Regions from separate parts of the Mus musculus genome. Here region 2 is linked to region 1. A link is a loop called in an ENCODE intact Hi-C map of the cell type or tissue named here. Cell type or tissue: gastrocnemius. All regions are shown on one strand. Links, peaks and the distances in the headings refer to the core of each region. The heading gives the core; the rest is flanking DNA. Region 1 has its middle 130 kb from the start of Gm34331. Region 2 overlaps Agap1 (ArfGAP with GTPase domain, ankyrin repeat and PH domain 1).

Region 1 (8,328 bases), core at 257-8,256:
CTGCTATGCCTGATGAGTCCCAGAGGTTGATCTGAGCTCAGGCAGAGCCAGGGCAGCAGTAAGGTGGTCCCATTGTTTACAGGTGTGGGCTAAGCAAGGCTCTGCAGGGGAACATAGGTAAAGAGATATGGACTCCAGGAAATGGCAGCTCAGTCTCTGTCCCTTTAAGGATTAGAGAGATGACACAGGGTTGGTTTCCATCTTTGTACATCTCTGCAACTCTAGAAGCAAACCCAGCCTTGATACTCAGGACTGTTCTAGTGAATAAATGACTGAACGAGAGGGAGAGGCCATTTGGGATGTCTTGAAGGAAAATCAATCCATCAATTAATCATTCTATTGGGCCCTGCACTGCTCAGGAGTAGGATGCGTGACTCATTAATCCTGCCATCTACTCAGTAAGCAATTCACTGACAATTCTGTTCCAAGGGCTCCCCTGGGTTGATGCTAGGGAGGGGTCACAAAGACAGACCGCTCTGGATATTTGGATGGGCAACTCTGAAACACTAAGCAGGCCAGGAGGGACTTCAGTTGCAAGCAGAGCAGAGCAGGTCCCAAGGGCTGGGCTGCAATCAGTTTAGAAAAGGAGCCATTGAGGCAGGCAGAAGAGATCAACAAAGATCTGGGGAAAGTGAGGGGCCTGCATTCCTTGTGGCTGAGGAGGGACACAGTGAAATAACCCACAGCCTCCAGGCAACTGGGACAAAGAAGACAAAGAGTAAGGCCCTGCTGTGGTTTTCTGGGAACAAATATTGGGAAACCATGGGAGGTGAAGGGAGATGATGGTGGGATGTCTCAGCTGCAGACCTGACCGTGGAGGAATCTTTTAAAAGGCTGGGTACCATTTCTGCCCTTCCGTGGGCTGCAGTCTCTAAAGTAGCTGTAGAAATACATGGAGTCACGAGCAGGGCTGTGTCCTGATGAAACCTCTGATGGACATGACGTTGGAATTCCAGAGAGTTCTTGTGCATCACAAAATGCTATACTTCTGATTTTTCTTCTGATCATCAGAAAGTAAAGAGACTATTCTTTCCTGCCTATGAGCCACATGACAACGGACAGTCATCAGAGCTGGCCTATGAACATGACTTGGTGGCCATTGGAGTATATAGTTCTCAGACATTTGTTGTTACAGTACAGGTCTGGCTCTTGCATTAGGGGCTTCTAAGCTCTCAGCCAGACTAATTCAGGATCTCTCTCTCTCTCTCTCTCTCTCTCTCTCTCTCTCTCTCTCTCTGTGTGTGTGTGTGTGTGTGTGTGTGTGTGTGTGTAATTGTGGACTCATGTGCCCATGAGTGCATGTAGAGGTTAGAGAAGAATTTCAGCTGTCATTCCTCAGACATAGCCACCCTTTGAAAAAATTGAGCCTGGATTTCTCATTTCTCACTGGCCTGGAGTTTGGAGTTTGCCAAAGAGGCTAGGCTGTCTGGGCAGCAAGCCTCAGGAGTCCATCTGTCTCTACCTCCCCAGTACTGGGATTACAGTGTGTCCCAACAACCCTTGATTCGTTAACATAAGTTTGGAGCTCGAACTCTAGCTCTCTTGATTGCAAGGAAAACATCTTAATGACGGAGCCCTATCCCTACCTCCACAGATCATCTTTGAGAGCCAGTGATATCTTAAAAGCCCAGCAGAACTGTTGGAAAAGGCGAGTAGCGTTATCAAGTTCTACCAAGGTTGGAATTCAGAGCATGAAGGGGGTCACTGAGGACTAGGTCCATGATGGGAGGTGGGATCCCCACAGAAGGCCACTGTCTGCGTACGCATGGGGTGCCTCTAGGGCAGCAGGAGTAGCAGTTGCCGCTTTTTCCACAGCATCCGTACTTGTGAGCAGGTGTGGCCAAGTCATGCGTGTTTCCTGGTTTTCCACATTTGCCAGTAAACCAATGTGAGGGCTTCCCCTGATTTGTGGGATCCTTTTCTCTGGATAGGGGGGTGGGGAGCTAAGTGTCTGAAGATTCCTCCCCTCATCATAGTAAATGCAGGCACAATGAATGCACTGTCGCCACCTGGGGCAGTCAGATGTGCACAGCCCTGGCAATAACTTGAAGAGAAAAGTTAAGGACTAAAGGGGGTGGGAGGAGAGAAGGAAGGAGGAAGATGGGGGAGGAGGAGGGAGAAGGGGGAGTTAAGGGGAAGGGGAGGAAGAGGGAGGAGGGAAAGGAGGAGGAGAAGGGGGAGGGGAAGGGGAAGAGGAGGGGGAGGAGGGGGAGGTTTTAAGCCACAGCATTCAGTGGGAGCTAAATCTGCTCCCTCATTCTTGGATCTGGAGACATGACAGATGGCAAGTGGGACCCGACAGCCAGACTGGAGCCTCAGAATATGCTCGCCCCATGTTCTCATGTGTGTGTGTGAGTGTACGTCTGTCTGTAAAGAAGCCTAAATATCAAGTATATGTGCATGAACACAGGTGGGGTCCTTAGGTCGGCTTCTGGTGTCTCAATCACTCTCCGTTTTGAGACTGTTTCTCAGTGAACCTGGAGTTTACCACTTCAGCTAGACTGTCCAGCCATCAAGTTCCTGAGACCAGCCTCTTCCTGTCTTCACAGTGCTGGGGTCCCAGATGCACACTGCCACCCCATCCGGCTTTTACGTGGGTGCTGTGGATTTGAACTCAGATTCTCACGCTTGCACATCAAACACTTTACATAACAAGGCATCTCCCCAGTTCCCTCATCTTGTCTTGATAGCAACAGCCAGAGTGTCTAATTTATCTCAATATACTTAATGTACATCCTAATAAACAAGATGTGAGACCAGGCGGGTGCTTGAAACGGCTTAGAAACTAGGTGGTTGCTATGTGCAAAACAGGCCCAAGTAATGCTTTTGTGCTTTGAAATAATGGGAATAATAAATGTTTGCTGTAGGATGCTACAGACTAACAGAGGCAGAGGGGAGAGAGGGCTGCCTTCAGGTGGAGCAGCTCACCATGAAGGCTCATCCCCAGGTCCCCTGTGGCTTAGGTTTCCTCTTCTGGGCTCAGTCTTGCTGCGAAAAGTCCTTGTGGGCTTCCGGATCCATCTTGGCTTCCGTGGATCCCGCTGTTGATAGCTCTCATGTGGCCTTCTGTGATCAGCTCACAGCACTGTTGGGGACAGTCTAGTCTTTCACTTCCCGAAGACCTAGGTCCCTGGAACATACTTCTCTTGTCTTCTTGAGAAGAGATCTTGTCCTGATCTTTTTGGGGGTGTAGTTTCTTCTAGCACCGCTCCTTGACGCATCGGGGAGCTTCTGAAAAGCATCTGGCCCACCTGCTGCACCCAGGGCTTCTTGAAGGACTTTGCCCAAGGCTTTTCTAGAGCGCAAGTACTGAACTTTCATAATTCTCCATCCCCATTCATAGATATCTAATTACCAATATCTTATGTGTTCCAATAAGAAGTTTCCTCTCAAAACACAACTATCCCCAGAGAAGTCACATCCTGGCCTCTATAGACTTGCTGGGTGCAAGTTCACACTCTCCAGGAACCAGCTGTGACAAGGGCAGGAGGGTTGTCTCGTGTGAATCACAGATTCTTAAACTGAAGGTCATGACTTGGTATGGGGCCATGAAAATGAACACGGGGGTCATGAAAGATGTGGCTGGCAAAAAGGTTTCTGAATATTCAGTGGCCAAACTTTAAATCCCACTCACACAGGAGTCTGCTGGGAACTGAGTCTGCTGGGAACTCGGTGGAAGGTGAGCGAAGCCTCCTTGGCCACGCCCTTGTCTTTACCTGCAGTGGACACTACACTGACCAACAGAGATCATCATTAGAACAACTGGGGTGGGGGAGTCACTTCGATATGCACCTTTGAAGAGGGCTTAGGCTCAAAGTGTGTCTCCTGAGAGCCCCTCACTGTGTCTGCCTCTTGCTTTCTTCCCTCCGTCCCTCCGTCCCTCCCTCCTTCTGTTTCTGTCTTGTGTCTTGTGTCTCCGTCTCTCTCCTTGGGTGTCTATGTCTTCTTTTCTCTGTCTTCCCTCTGTATCCCCGATTTTATGTCTCCATTTTTGTCTCTCTCCCTGTACATCTCTGTCTTTTTGCCTATCTGTCTTTCTCCTCTTGCTGTGCATCTCTCTCCCTTTATAAAGCATTTTAGGAGCTGGAGAGATGGTTAAGAGCACTCACTACTCTTCCAGAGAACCCAATTTCGATTCCAGCACCGATATGGCAACTCACAACTGTATCTCCGGTTCCAGGAGATCTAGTAACCTCTTCTGGCCTTTATGGGCATAAAGTCCATACGATACACAGACACGCAAGCAGGTAAAACACTCATACGCATTATGTATATGTATGTGTATGTATATACTTTTTAAATGTTTATTTGAGAGGGAGGGAAGGTGATATCATGGTTCACAAGAAAAGGCCACAGTCCTAGAGTCTAAGTTGGGGTTCTCTTCTACTGTGCAGGGTCAAGGGATCAAAGTGAGGTCGTCAAGCTTGGAGGCCAAGTGCCTATGCCTTCCGAGCCACCGAGCCAACCCGTCTCTGTCTCTGTTTTTCCCTCCTGTCTGTCTTCCCTCCTGCTCTTCCATCTCTCACTATACACAGGATCAGCTTCTCCTTTCCTGGCTGCTGACCAGAACATCACCCTGAGGCCACAGGCTGTTCAAAAAGGAGGAAGTTCTTTAGCAGCTTGCCCGTTGTCACGGCAACTGTTTCCTTGCTAGCCAAAACATTCACTTTGCATTCTCCCTTGCATGGGTTTCCTGGTCAGATTTTTTTCCTGCAGTGACATCTAGTGTCCAAACACTATGGAAAAAAAAAATCCAATGATTTATGACTGGTCTTGAGGACACTATCATAGCAGAGGGTGTCTGTGGCCCTAGACCCTATACTGTGCCCCTCTGAGCTAGACTAAAAGGTGTTCAAGGGGCTGCTTCGGACCCTTGCTTCATATCACCACTCCTGTAATGGCTTTTTCTCTTCCTGAGTCCTTGATGGTTGCTTCTTTGCTGTCTGTGCTGGACAAGATTCTGTCACTTGTCCCAGGTGTCAGCAGCAATCTGCACCTCCTCGTCCTCTGTCACTCACTCTTATAGGGTGACACGCATGGATGTAGACACGCCTCTGAAGACACCGGACAGCACCCACCCCCATGCTTCCTCTTTGCTACTCAGACTTCTCCAGCAGCCTCATGTGGGAACAGGGCGGGAAGTGACACAGACAGAAACCTCCTGGTCAGGCCCCGAGTGAAATGACCCAGTCGTTTCCTACAGAGACCCAGATTGGGGGCGATCAATCCAGAATGGTTCAACACCTGGATGGTCTCTGGGTCTCACCCAGTTTGGGGAGCAGGGAGCATCCCCGTCATCCCAGCTTTACCCACGTGTGCATGCTTTACCCTGGCCACCCCCTTGTGCTGCTGGTGTCCCCAGTTTTCAAGATGACTTTAGGGCTGGTCTGTCAAGAAGTGGAGCCACTGGCTTTCTACTGCATTCAGAATTCTGCTAAGGGGATTCCCTGGGAAGGGACAGGGAAAAAGTTGAGCACAGGGGACGCCAAGGAGAAGGTGGTTGGGAGTGAGCACGTAGCAAAAGCTTCACTGGAAATGGGAAGAAGGAAGTCAGAAATAATGAACGAGTCAAGCAGCAACCGGAAATGAGCCGTCCTAGGTTTTTAAAGTGGGAGCCACTCTGAGTAGCGTGAGGAAGTCTCTTTTTTCCTCTGGGATGTGGATTATCCTTTTTTTTTTTTTTTCAGCGTATCTGCATGGTTTATGTAACCCATCCATTAATCTCTGTGATGGTAAGCTCTGTTAATTTGACATAACCTAGAATCGCTGTGGATGAGAGAATCTCAGTGAGATTGTTCATATCAGATGGGCCTATAGGCATGTCTGTGGAAGGTTGTCTTGACTGTCTTCATTGATGTGGGAAGACCCAGCCTAAATGTGGGCTGAGCCTTCTGGTAGCAGGTCAGATAAAGAACCTGGAAAGAGAAGAGCGTTGACTTCTTTTTTTCCTAACTGGCTTTCATTCTCACTGATGGGCTCATCTACTCCATTGCTGCTGCCGCTTCCTTCACTAATATTAGCACCATCCTGACGCTGCTAACAAGCTGAAGACCAGCAGCTCTCAAGAATCCTCCAGGCCTTTGGCACCAGATGGGGACTGCTGGTGTGTTGAGAGGGAGAGGCCACTGAGTAGAGACCTCGGGGTTGGTGCCTAACAAACCGATGGATGGGAAATGCTGAAGATGGAGCTGGGGCTTTGGAAAGGGGAGTGTTAGTAGTACTGTGTCCAACACAGAACCTGTGAAATGTACAGGAAGAAAATGCCACAGCCAACAGACAAAGCTCTCCAAGAGCAGAGTAAAGGATGCACTGGAGACCTGAATGGGCTCATTAGCACCTTAATGGTATTTAAAGCAATATGCAAGTTTTCAGATTGTTGAAGCATGTTTGTGTGTGTGTAAGAGACGTGTGTATGCAAATCCATGTTTGTTTGTATATATGTGGGGGGGCATGCTTGAATGTGTATATATCCATGTCTGTATGTGTACAGAAATATGTTTGTGTGCATGTATGTGTGCAGAAGAATGCTCGTGTGCGTGTGCGTGTGTGCTGCTGATACTAGGGTTGCAAATGTGTTTCCTCCCATGGGAAAAAGCTTTGCTGTGGGACACCACCCAGAGCAGAATCTGATCAGCATAGAACCAACCACCAGGCATCGAGTCAGGAACTCACCCAGAGCGTGAGATACATGTCCCAGAGGTGAAGCTGGAGGAGGCTTGCTCCCATGAGCCTTATCACCAGCAGGCTGGCCAGAGAGCTCTGCAGGATGCATGAGGCTGTGGCAGTAATCTTGGGCACTGCTGATTTACAAATTGTACCAGTCTGGCACTCACACTGTTTGCTCGGCTTTAACCTGAAGCTGGAACTGGTTGTCCGGGCAACAGAAAGGGATTTCTGGGTTCTCAAACTGGAAGTTTAACTGGAGAGTTTGTGACACTCAGGACTGCTTAGGGATGGGCCCACCAGCTCCTCCTCATCTGGGAAATGCTTGTCCTGGCCTCATTCATGTTCAGCCCCAGGATCAGAGACACTGGTGTGGTTTCCTCTTGTGATGGCACAGGAGTGGTTCTCCACTTCAGCACCACAGATGTTTGGAAACTGTCTGTACACTGGGATCATTGGCTCACTGGTAGGAAATCCTCGGAGCATGCATTTCCATAAGCCATTCATGCTGGAACACTCCAGAAGACTCCAGAACTTGAGTCTCCCCAGGGTCTGAGCAGAGCTAAAGTATGGGTGTTTGGCATCAAGGAAAGAATTTGACACTCAGCCCCCTGGAGCTGTACAGGGGAATAGAGGACCTGCCTGATGTGAAGTTTCGACTGCCTGACCCCTGGCTTCTGCTCCCCACGGAGATCCAGTAAGGAGTGTCCAGCATGCTACAACACTCGTGGGCTTGAGGTTTCATTTTTAGGAATCTCTCCATGATGGCTTCTTCATAAACACACTACTATTAAATACTAAAGTGTATACACCCAGAAATAAAGCCTGTAAAATGAGTAGTAAATACCATACCACAGCACTTCCTGCTGGCTTTTCTGTTCTCAATGCTCTCCAGGCTATTTCCGCCCATAGCGGCCCGTGCCTCCTGCACAGTGGAGCCCTCTAACTGCAGTCTCTTGCTTTTCCTCAGAGCCCTACATAGTAGCAACTCCTTCCTTGGAAGTTGGACGAGAGCAATAGAGACAGGCAGATGTGGACCAGAGAGGCCTCCAGAGCACATGCAAGGTGTGAATTCACTTATATTTGCTTACTTCGCAAACTTCTTTTGCTGCACAAAAGAAAATAGGGGGGGGGGGGAAGCCGAATTAAACAAATGGTTGCTGCAGCCCAAGCAGGCAAAACAGTGTGGGAGACTGCACCTGTACACACACACACACACACACACACACACACACACACACACACACTGCTTCCTCTGGGTGCGACTACTCTTAAATGGCTGCTGGCACCAGGTTGCCTGTCCTGTGTGTGTGTGTGTGTGTGTGTGTGTATCACATGCACTCATATGCAGCCACTCCACACGTGCCCTTCTTGGCCACAGAGGAGAGGCATGGGGCCGACGCCCGCCTATGAGAAGGAGTCATCACAGAAGGTTCTTCTTCTCCCAAATTCCCAGCCCATCTGCACCTGGCACTGGGGACTCGGGGTTGCAGACTTAAGAGGCCAGAAGGTGGCACAGGCTTCTTCAGGGGTGGACACAGGCCCTTCTGCCCCCAGGGAAGGTGATACTTGGGTCTGGAGGCAAGCCTGCAGGCTGAGTAAAAGCTATTTTTAGCAGCTAATGGCAGCCAAGTATTCTGGAAATATAAGTAGCAACAGACGCTC
Region 2 (8,328 bases), core at 153-8,152, 370 kb before region 1:
GTTCTTTCTAGATGGTTCTACAGTCTTTAGGACAAGAGTTAAGGGGCTGAAACATGTGTTACAGGGGACACGTGAAGCTACTTCGGACTACTACTCAAAAGACAGCTAAGGGACGAAACAGGGTGAGATGCTGAACTTAGGAAAAAGGTGGATGAGACAGAGTAGGATGAGACACAGAACAGGGTGGAAGGGAGCGCTACAGTACAGGGTGGTGCCTCTCCTCTCTCCAGAACGAGACAAGCACCGCATGAAGAAAACGTATAGTTACCTGCGTCCATATCTGCAAAGAATGGAACAGCCAGTAAGAAAAAGAAGGAACCAGAAATTCAGTGTCTCAGAGTTGGATTTCAAAAGGTTACATGGGGAGAAAATAACAGTTCAGGAAGTGGCTTGTGGGCTATGCTTGCATTAGGGGGACTAGAGGGCTTCCTTCCTCCTACCATTGTCGTAAACTACTTAGAGAAAAAATAAATAAATAAATAAAAGGAACAGAACCACAGTAAGACATGGGTATGTCAACAGAAGAATCAAAATGTCTAATGGCAAAAATAAAAAATGCCTAACTCACATGCAAAATGATTACATGTTTGTAATACAATATAAAGGGAAACATACTTAGACATGTGGCAGGGTGACCTGGATTGTATTAGAAATGCTGGTGTCTGTGACGGAGCAGCACCACACGATCAAGTGTCCAGTTCAGAGTGGTGTCCGACCAATACTCAAAGGGGTGGCACCGGACTAAGGACACGCGTTACAGTGCGAATGTACTCCAGAACACCACACGGTGGCTAATGCTCAAAACGCTGGAGTGGATGCGCTAGAACCCCAATGGGAGGGAGCATATGCCTAAGTCTCTTTGCTGCTTGGTGGCTTTCTTATGACTTTAGCATGGGTCATCAATGATTTAGAATATGCTAAAGAGAAAATTGAAACCCTGAACTCTAAGCTGGTAACTAACCACCTGCCCAACAGCATACCTTCTGGAGATTCCTCCTGCACGTACGTGCCTGTCAGGTACCGGTGCACCAGCGCAGACTTGCCACTGGCCAGGTTACCCACAATTCCCTGCGACAAAAAAATAAGACAGCAGTTAGACGTGATTTTTTTTTTTTGCACGTGTGGTCATAATCTCCCTGCTGAAATGTTGAAGAGACGCTCAGAAATGAATGCAGTGACTCCTTCTATTGGAGATGGAGTCAACCCCAAATTAGCAGCTCCTGTCCGATAGTGCTGGATACTGTTAGGGCGTCAGCATGCTGGCGTTCTTCTGGGAAGACCCCTGCTCGCTTTATCTGGCACATGTGCACTGGCTCAACTGTCCACGAGGATAGGTGCCTCCCTATACTAAGGAGGAAAGGTTCCATGGGACAGGATGCTACAAACGGTCATGTGTAGATAGGGCCATCTGGGGTGTTCCACCCTAAGAAGATAAACATGGGAAAGACTTGGAAGCAGGAGTAACTGGGATGGAGGAGGGAGGCAGAGCCCATAGAGAACAGACAGCAAGCCTGCCTCTCAGAAACACACAACCAAGAGAAAAAACACAGTCAAGCTGTGGCCAGGACAGCTCAGGTGATCACAGTGAGTAGAAAATAACACTGGCAGACACGATCGGGCACCTGGCCTGTTCGGGAGCCCTGCCCATACCCCCACAGTCGCTCTGGGGAGCTGCTGCCTTGTGCATTCTACTCTTTGCTCAACAACCACATATCCATCCCCAGTCCCAACTGCCCCCACAGCCTGTGTGACTATGCCTGCACCTGCAGGCTGTCCTGGCCCTCTCACCATGCTTGCAGCCCCCGGCTTCCTACTTTCTGGCTTTGAATCCTATATCCACTGGCTGCCAACCTCATCTCTATGGACTTGCTGTCTCCAGGTGAGTAGAACTTTCCACACTGACTGATCACAGCCCCAAGTCCTCCTCTAACTCAGGATCCACAGCCAGTTCAGAAATCACAGCCTTCTGGTTCTGTTCAGAAACCACAACCTCCGAGGTCCACCCTTAGGCTTCTGAAAGTTTAAGTCCCCAGGCCCCAGGTGTTATATGGGGGGGGGGGGGGGGTGCGGCTGAGAGGGGACTGGTCACAAGAACACTGTCCATACAGGATCAAATGTACATTTGAAAGTAGCCCAGCAAGGACTCTACCTGTGATCTACAGGGCAGATGACACCCGCCCCCCAGTCCTCACCAGTTCCCAAATCTGTGGATGCCTTTGATTCCCAACCTCTAGAACTATGAACACGGGTTTTACACCGTAATGCCACGCCCTCACCTGGAGCCAGCAAGATGCCCTCAGGCCCTGGCTCCTGCCTTTTCCTGCTGCACAACAGTGTTTAGCAGATCTCAGTGTGAGGCTGTGACTTCCAGCCCCTTATGGGAAGAGACTGTGTCTCCCTCATCTTGTTCTCCACCGTCAAGGCACCCAGCCCAAGGAAGATGCACAGCCCCATGGACTCCACGTGTAAATGGCTGATGCGTGACTAACGCAGTGAATATAAAGCAGCTTTCTCTACCCCTGAGGGCTGGGCTGAGGACCAGAGCATGTGGACAGTTCCTGCACAAAGAAAGTCATCTCCCCTCCAAGGCCAGCCTGCATCTTCCTACCTTGAGCCTCCACAGTTTGAGAATATCTGCCTACTAATTATTCTTTTGCTCAAGGGCACCTGCTGTTTGTCAGCTTCAAGCTGGGAAAATCCAAGCCAGTATATGCCACAGAAATGAAATTTTTAATTAAGATTACTTTCTCTTCCTGGAAGAAATGTTCCCCTACCCAGCACTGTGCAGCTGGGTTTTCTCTGGGTGGTGACACCAGACACTCTTTCCTGTAAGAGTGGGCATTGGTATGGCGTATACCTGAGCAGGCCAGTGCCGCCCACCCCAGGCCTGGGGCAGAGGTTTCTTTGGCCCCTGCACCCATCTCATAGGTTGTGAGCTGTATCATTTTAACTTGAAACATTGGTAGAACTACCATCTGTTAGGATGTGGGCCTCCTGGGGAACTGTGACAACCGCTCCTGAATGTCACTTGCAGAAGAGGAAGTAACCCAGCCTGGGTCCAAGGGCTTCATGGGCATAAAGGAGTGCCCTGATAATGCCCACGCTAGGTATCTCAGGGCAGGAGAAGGTGTCACCCTGCCTTGCCTTGCAGGCTGTCAGTCAGGGCTCTGTGCCTCATGCTGTCATATTCCCGGAAGACGCAGAGCACAGCACCTTTATAATCTCAATCCTCCAGCATCCTGTGTTTTCTACTCAGCTACTAAACAGCAATCTGCTGTAAAAATGGAACCTCTTAGTTAAAAATCCCAGCTGAGAGGATAAGCAAAATACATGGTGGCACCTCTGCACGGTCTGCCCACTGCTTCCACCCCAGCGGAGGCACGGAGCTTGTGTAGCCTGGCACCAATCTGCAGTGCTGAAAGCAACTGCAGCACAACTTCCGAGACCACAGGCAGAGCCCGCCACTCTCCCAGAAGCAAACAGTGAACCGTATGTATGTCCTGATGGGTTCTGAAAGACTCGCTGAGAAATACTCCATAAAAGGCCCATTGGAGATTCAGTGACATCACCAGGGCTGCATTTCCAAGCAGGATGAGGGTCCCACAGCGATGACCTAAAGGGCCACCTGTCTGTCTCGGGTGCTGCATGAGGGTAGAAACAATGACATCCCTGTGGGCATGGGAAGGGAAATGCTTCACAGAACAAAGAAGTGCTTCTTCAGACCTGAGCATCCTCACCAGCAAGAACTGGCTAAGGTGCCCTTGACAACGAGGTGCCTGCTGATGCAGCCACAAGAGGGCGCCCACCACAGCAGAGCGCCTGGCCATCCTCAAACCACAGATGAGCCCTAGAGCTCAAGTGAGCTTTAAGAAAGTCACATTTAGAAGACCCTACACTGTCTCTTTAAATGCTAATACTTGCTAGACACACTGATGCTTACCTTAGAAAACCATATTCCAGAAAATAAGGTTTTGGTAGCAACAATTCTCAATTACTATTGGCTGATAAAAATATGTGGACCGATCCAGGCACGGTGGCACAAGCCTGTATAATTCTAGCCCTTGGGAGGCTGAAGAAGAACGATGGTGAATTAAAAGCCAGCCTGGGCTACATGGTGAGTTTCATGGCAGCCGAGATTACATATAAGATGCTGTCTTAAAAAGCCCAAGCCAACCAAACTAAACCCATGCAGGCCCTGTCAACCTGCAGCACCTTCAACTCCCAGGAAGTTTATCAGGAAGATGAGGATCAATGCCTCCTGGTTCCCAGCCATCTCTTGTGCTGCTGGGAGGTTGAAGCACTCCACCCCGCTGTTGCTCTGACTTAAATGGACACATGAGGCCAGAGGCTACAACAGTTGGGACAGATATACAGAAGGCTCTCCGAGACAGCGCTGGCTTCGAATCCCAGCTCTACCCGACTGTAGATGGCTTCTGGGTAAACTCTTCATGTCTCAAACCTTACCTGTGACACAGGCTGACAACAGGGCCTCCCCGTCATGGAATAATTGTGAGGACAGAAGGCCATAATTACATGGAACCTGCAGGCAGAGCATGCCCAGTGGAGTATATGCTTCATAAACACCTCGTGAAAACACTGCGGCCTTGTTAACTGGCATTAAATCTAAAACCAGAGGGGTCAGCGCCCGAGTTTCTTGCCAGAAGTATCTGAAACTGGCCAACCTGTACGAAAAGGTCCTGTTAATGGCACTGGCACCCACCCCTGTGCCACTCATTAGGTATTTGCAGAGCACTCTATATACTGTACAGGTTACAGAAGCTATGAAACAGAGCAGACAGGCCAAGCAGCTACTGCAGAGCTAGTCTTACGGAACCCCAGAGGCTGAGAGGACAGCTGTCCTCCCGAAGTGGATAACCCCACTGGGGGCCATTGCTGAGACACACCAGTGTCCTGGAGGAAGTGGCTTACTTCCATCTCAGGTGTGAGACACAGAAGTCCTTATCCCATCCTCTCAGCATCACTGAGGTGGGGACCTTGGCAGTTCAGGTGGGTCACTGGGGAAATGGGGAAGAGGAGTGAACATAGTGGGAAATGCACAGTGAGTGGGTGGGCCCAACTGAGGGTCTTCACCATCCGAAGCCGTCTTCCAGCAGGTAAATTATGGAGCCCAGCACTAGAGAAACAGGAGAGGGAGAGAGAGAGACAGAGACAGACAGAGAGAAGAGAAGAGAAGAGAAGAGAAGAGAAGAGAAGAGAAGAGAAGAGAAGAGAAGAGAAGAGAAGAGAAGAGAAGAGGAGGGAGGAGGGAGGAGGGAGGAGGGAGGAGGGAGGAGGGAGGAGGGAGGAGGGAGGAGGGAGGAGGGAGGAGGGAGGGAGGGAAGGAGGGAGGGAGGGAGGGAGGGAGGGAGGGAGGGAGGGAGGGAGGGAGGGAGGGGCGGGCAATGGAACTGTGCTTGCTGCAGGAGGCGACTGCAATGAGAAATACTCCCTGAAGCCAGCTATAAGCTTTAACTCCACCAGAAGCTGCTTCTATTAAAAACAGAACTCTTGACATATGCCAAGAATTCGTAATTGCATATAAACAGTCGTTACTTTTTTAAAATTATGACTTCTGATGGCTTCTTACAGAGGCTGTCATAATGCCCAGCAAGGGACAGGTCGATCCCCGGTGGCATTAGTAGAGTAGTCTATGTGTGAGACACAGAGCAGCATGGAGTCGGGCAGGGAAGCGTTGGTCCTGTACATAATGGCTGCTATGGCTCAGCTGGGCACGCTCAAGGCTCTAGCTCCTTCTAGCCAGTGATGGCCTTTTCCCAGTACACACTCCCAGATGGAACATGTCCTACCTACAGGCCTCAGGAAACAGAACTCCATATGGGCAAGCTTGCACACTCCCATCCTGCTTATTCTAGCCCCCCACCTCCCAAGGCCAGAGATGCCACTCACCACTTTGAGCTCCGGTACCGATCGGCTGAGTGTCCATTCCTGGCTGTTCACGAAAGCATCTGTAATAGAGGATGGGAAACGTGAGGAGACATGCCACAGAACTCACAGAAGTCAAAACATTCCCTAGATATCATTTTTGGTAGAGGGACCACCTAAGCAGGGTCATACCAGCCGCCCATGTTACAACTACCCTGGAGGCCAATACTTGCCCAAGTTCACACATTGTCTGGCCTCAAGGCTGTGGTGTATAACACATACTGCACTCAGCAATGCCAAAGGCTCTCACCCTGGCCCTTACTCCCTCACTCCAGCTCCAGGCCTTCCTAGTGTCCACAGCAGACCTGAAGGCTGTCCTGGTTCTCAGCACAATGTAGAAAAACAGAGGCAGGAGCCTGATTTGCCTGGGCCTGACTTGGTGTCAAGCTAGATTTTCATCTGTTTTTTTTATTCTACTGAAACAGTTACTTTCCTGAAATCTCTCTCTCTCACACACACACACAAAGGATATAGACAATGGCTAGAGCCAGCAGCAAGATTGCAGGGTGCAGAATATTTGGATCCTCAGAAAGAAACCAGACAGCTATTCAGCGAGGGTGACTCGGGACAGGTCAGGAAGAGAGGGCCCCTCAGTACTGAGGGACTCAAGCAGGCTGCCTTACACCTCTCCACCTCACACCCAATATCCCGCTTTGGCTCACAGGATTTTCACGTTTCCCGTGTGCCACCGCCTATCAGAAACGATAGCCTGAGGTAGTCAGTACCTACTGCAAGCCAGTCACAGGTTTCATGTCTCTTTCCAATATAGCTCACTCGTTAATCTTCCTCAAATGCTGACTCCTGTTACCTCTTAAGCTGTCCAAAAAGCAAAGTCCCCCACAACACATTCAAGGTCAAGTCAGTCATCGTGCTCAGGAGGATGCTTGGTACTCAGACCCAGCAGGTGTCAGGGCTGGAAGCCATGGCCTGCTTCTCCTCTGTCGGTGGCTGGAAAGGGTGAGGGGTGCCAAGCAGGCCAGGAAGACAGTCCCCTGACACCAAAGAGGCTGCAACCAACACAGGACAGACATCCCTGGCCCTGCACTGACCTAGAAACCCCCATGTCTAAGGAGCCGAGTCACCCAGAGGAAGGTCTCTGCTCAGAGAAGCTAAATCAGGAGCACCGGGTGACCTGCAGAAGCTACAGAAGACAAGACACATCCATACTGTAGCCTTGTGTGACATCTTTGCAGAATGTTCATTTTTGTGGCAACTAGGTTAATAAAATAGTTGACTTAATAGAAGGAGGGGGAAGGGAGGGGGAGGGAGACGGGAAAGAAAAGAAAAGAAAAGAAAAGAAAAGAAAAGAAAAGAAAAGAAAAGAAAAGAAAAGAAAGACTAAAGAATCGACACAGTTTCATCATGAAACCTTTCTTTAAAAAACAGGGCCCAGTCTGAAGGAAGGCAAGGCTGGCATGGCTCAGGGCCAAATGAAAAGTGACACATGCTTTAGTCAAAGACGTCTGCACCACAATCTCTGTCACCTTCCTCTGTGTGGTTTCTCAGCGACTGAGCCTTGTGCCACAGACAGCAATGGAAACACAAGCTACACAGCACCCACACAGAAACCTCCTCACCCAGCGGGGAGAGGGGGCCGAGGCAAACCACAGCTCCTGTCTCTCTCAGGTGACGACAGAGCAGCTGCCTGGCTGCTTCAAAGAACGACTCAGGGCATGTCTGCATACACTGCCCAAGGACCTTCCCAGTGGACAGAGCCTGAAGGCACAGCTGTTTGTGGGCTTTCTTATTACGCACATAGTAGGCCCAAGATGGATGTCCTGCGCTGAATGAAGCTGGTATGATATGATGCACGCCTGCAATCTCCGCACTTGAGAGGTGGGACCATAAGGATCAGAAGTTCAAGGTCCTCCTAGGCTACACAGTGAGCTCAAAGTCAACCTGACCACCCCGACTCAACACCCTCACCAAAAACAAAGACCCAGAGGAAACTGCGGTGCCCACTTAACACCTCACTCCATGGAATACAAGAAGGAAACACATTCACAGGCACTGGTTTAGATAAAGTACTACTGCACTGCAATTTAACAGTAGGGCAGAGATTACACTGGTGGGCGTGGGTAGCCCACTGAGCCTTCTGCTAGGTGTGGGTCAGGCTGCCTGGCTCCTGTTTGATGCCACAAGTGACCTCCACTGTGGCTTGTCATTCCTCATCACAAACCAAGCACGGCTTCGATTACCACCCCCCCCCCCTTCTGCAGTGCAGTGCAACCAACACAGGGCCTCCACACACTAGACAACTGCTCTAACACCAAGCTATGGTCCCAGAACTTAACAGTCTTTAGTCAGCTCAACAAAGGAAAAAGTGGGTGCTGGGTCCTGACCTCCCTCCTGTGGTGACAGGCTACAAGGACTCCAGGTTAGACA

The links. A loop is a pair of places that touch in the nucleus more often than their neighbours do. Peaks named below come from ENCODE experiments on the same cell type or tissue, not always from the same donor. Only the 100,000 strongest peaks of a DNase experiment are listed, where the experiment ranks them.
Region 2: it touches region 1 in a loop (4-fold over the local background); 13 of 42 quality-filtered maps call a loop at or near these places.

The regions. Positions count from the first base shown.
Region 1 is chr1:89,231,858-89,240,185 of GRCm38, reverse strand. No RefSeq gene overlaps it. Among named protein-coding and RNA genes, the nearest start is that of Gm34331, 130 kb to the right of the region's middle. In gastrocnemius, for the core only: CTCF peaks have their summits at 4,722 (motif pointing left), 7,602 and 8,166 (motif pointing right); DNase peaks (open chromatin) are centred at 2,288, 4,594 and 5,054; H3K27ac peaks cover 252 bases.
Region 2 is chr1:89,602,236-89,610,563 of GRCm38, reverse strand. It overlaps Agap1 (ArfGAP with GTPase domain, ankyrin repeat and PH domain 1), which reads right to left. Exons shown (of 18, transcript NM_178119.3): 2 at 5,908-5,966; 3 at 981-1,068. Among named protein-coding and RNA genes, the nearest start is that of Gm41914, 25 kb to the right of the region's middle. In gastrocnemius, for the core only: no CTCF peak of the experiment used is centred there; DNase peaks (open chromatin) are centred at 3,787, 6,878 and 7,407; H3K27ac peaks cover 1,381 bases.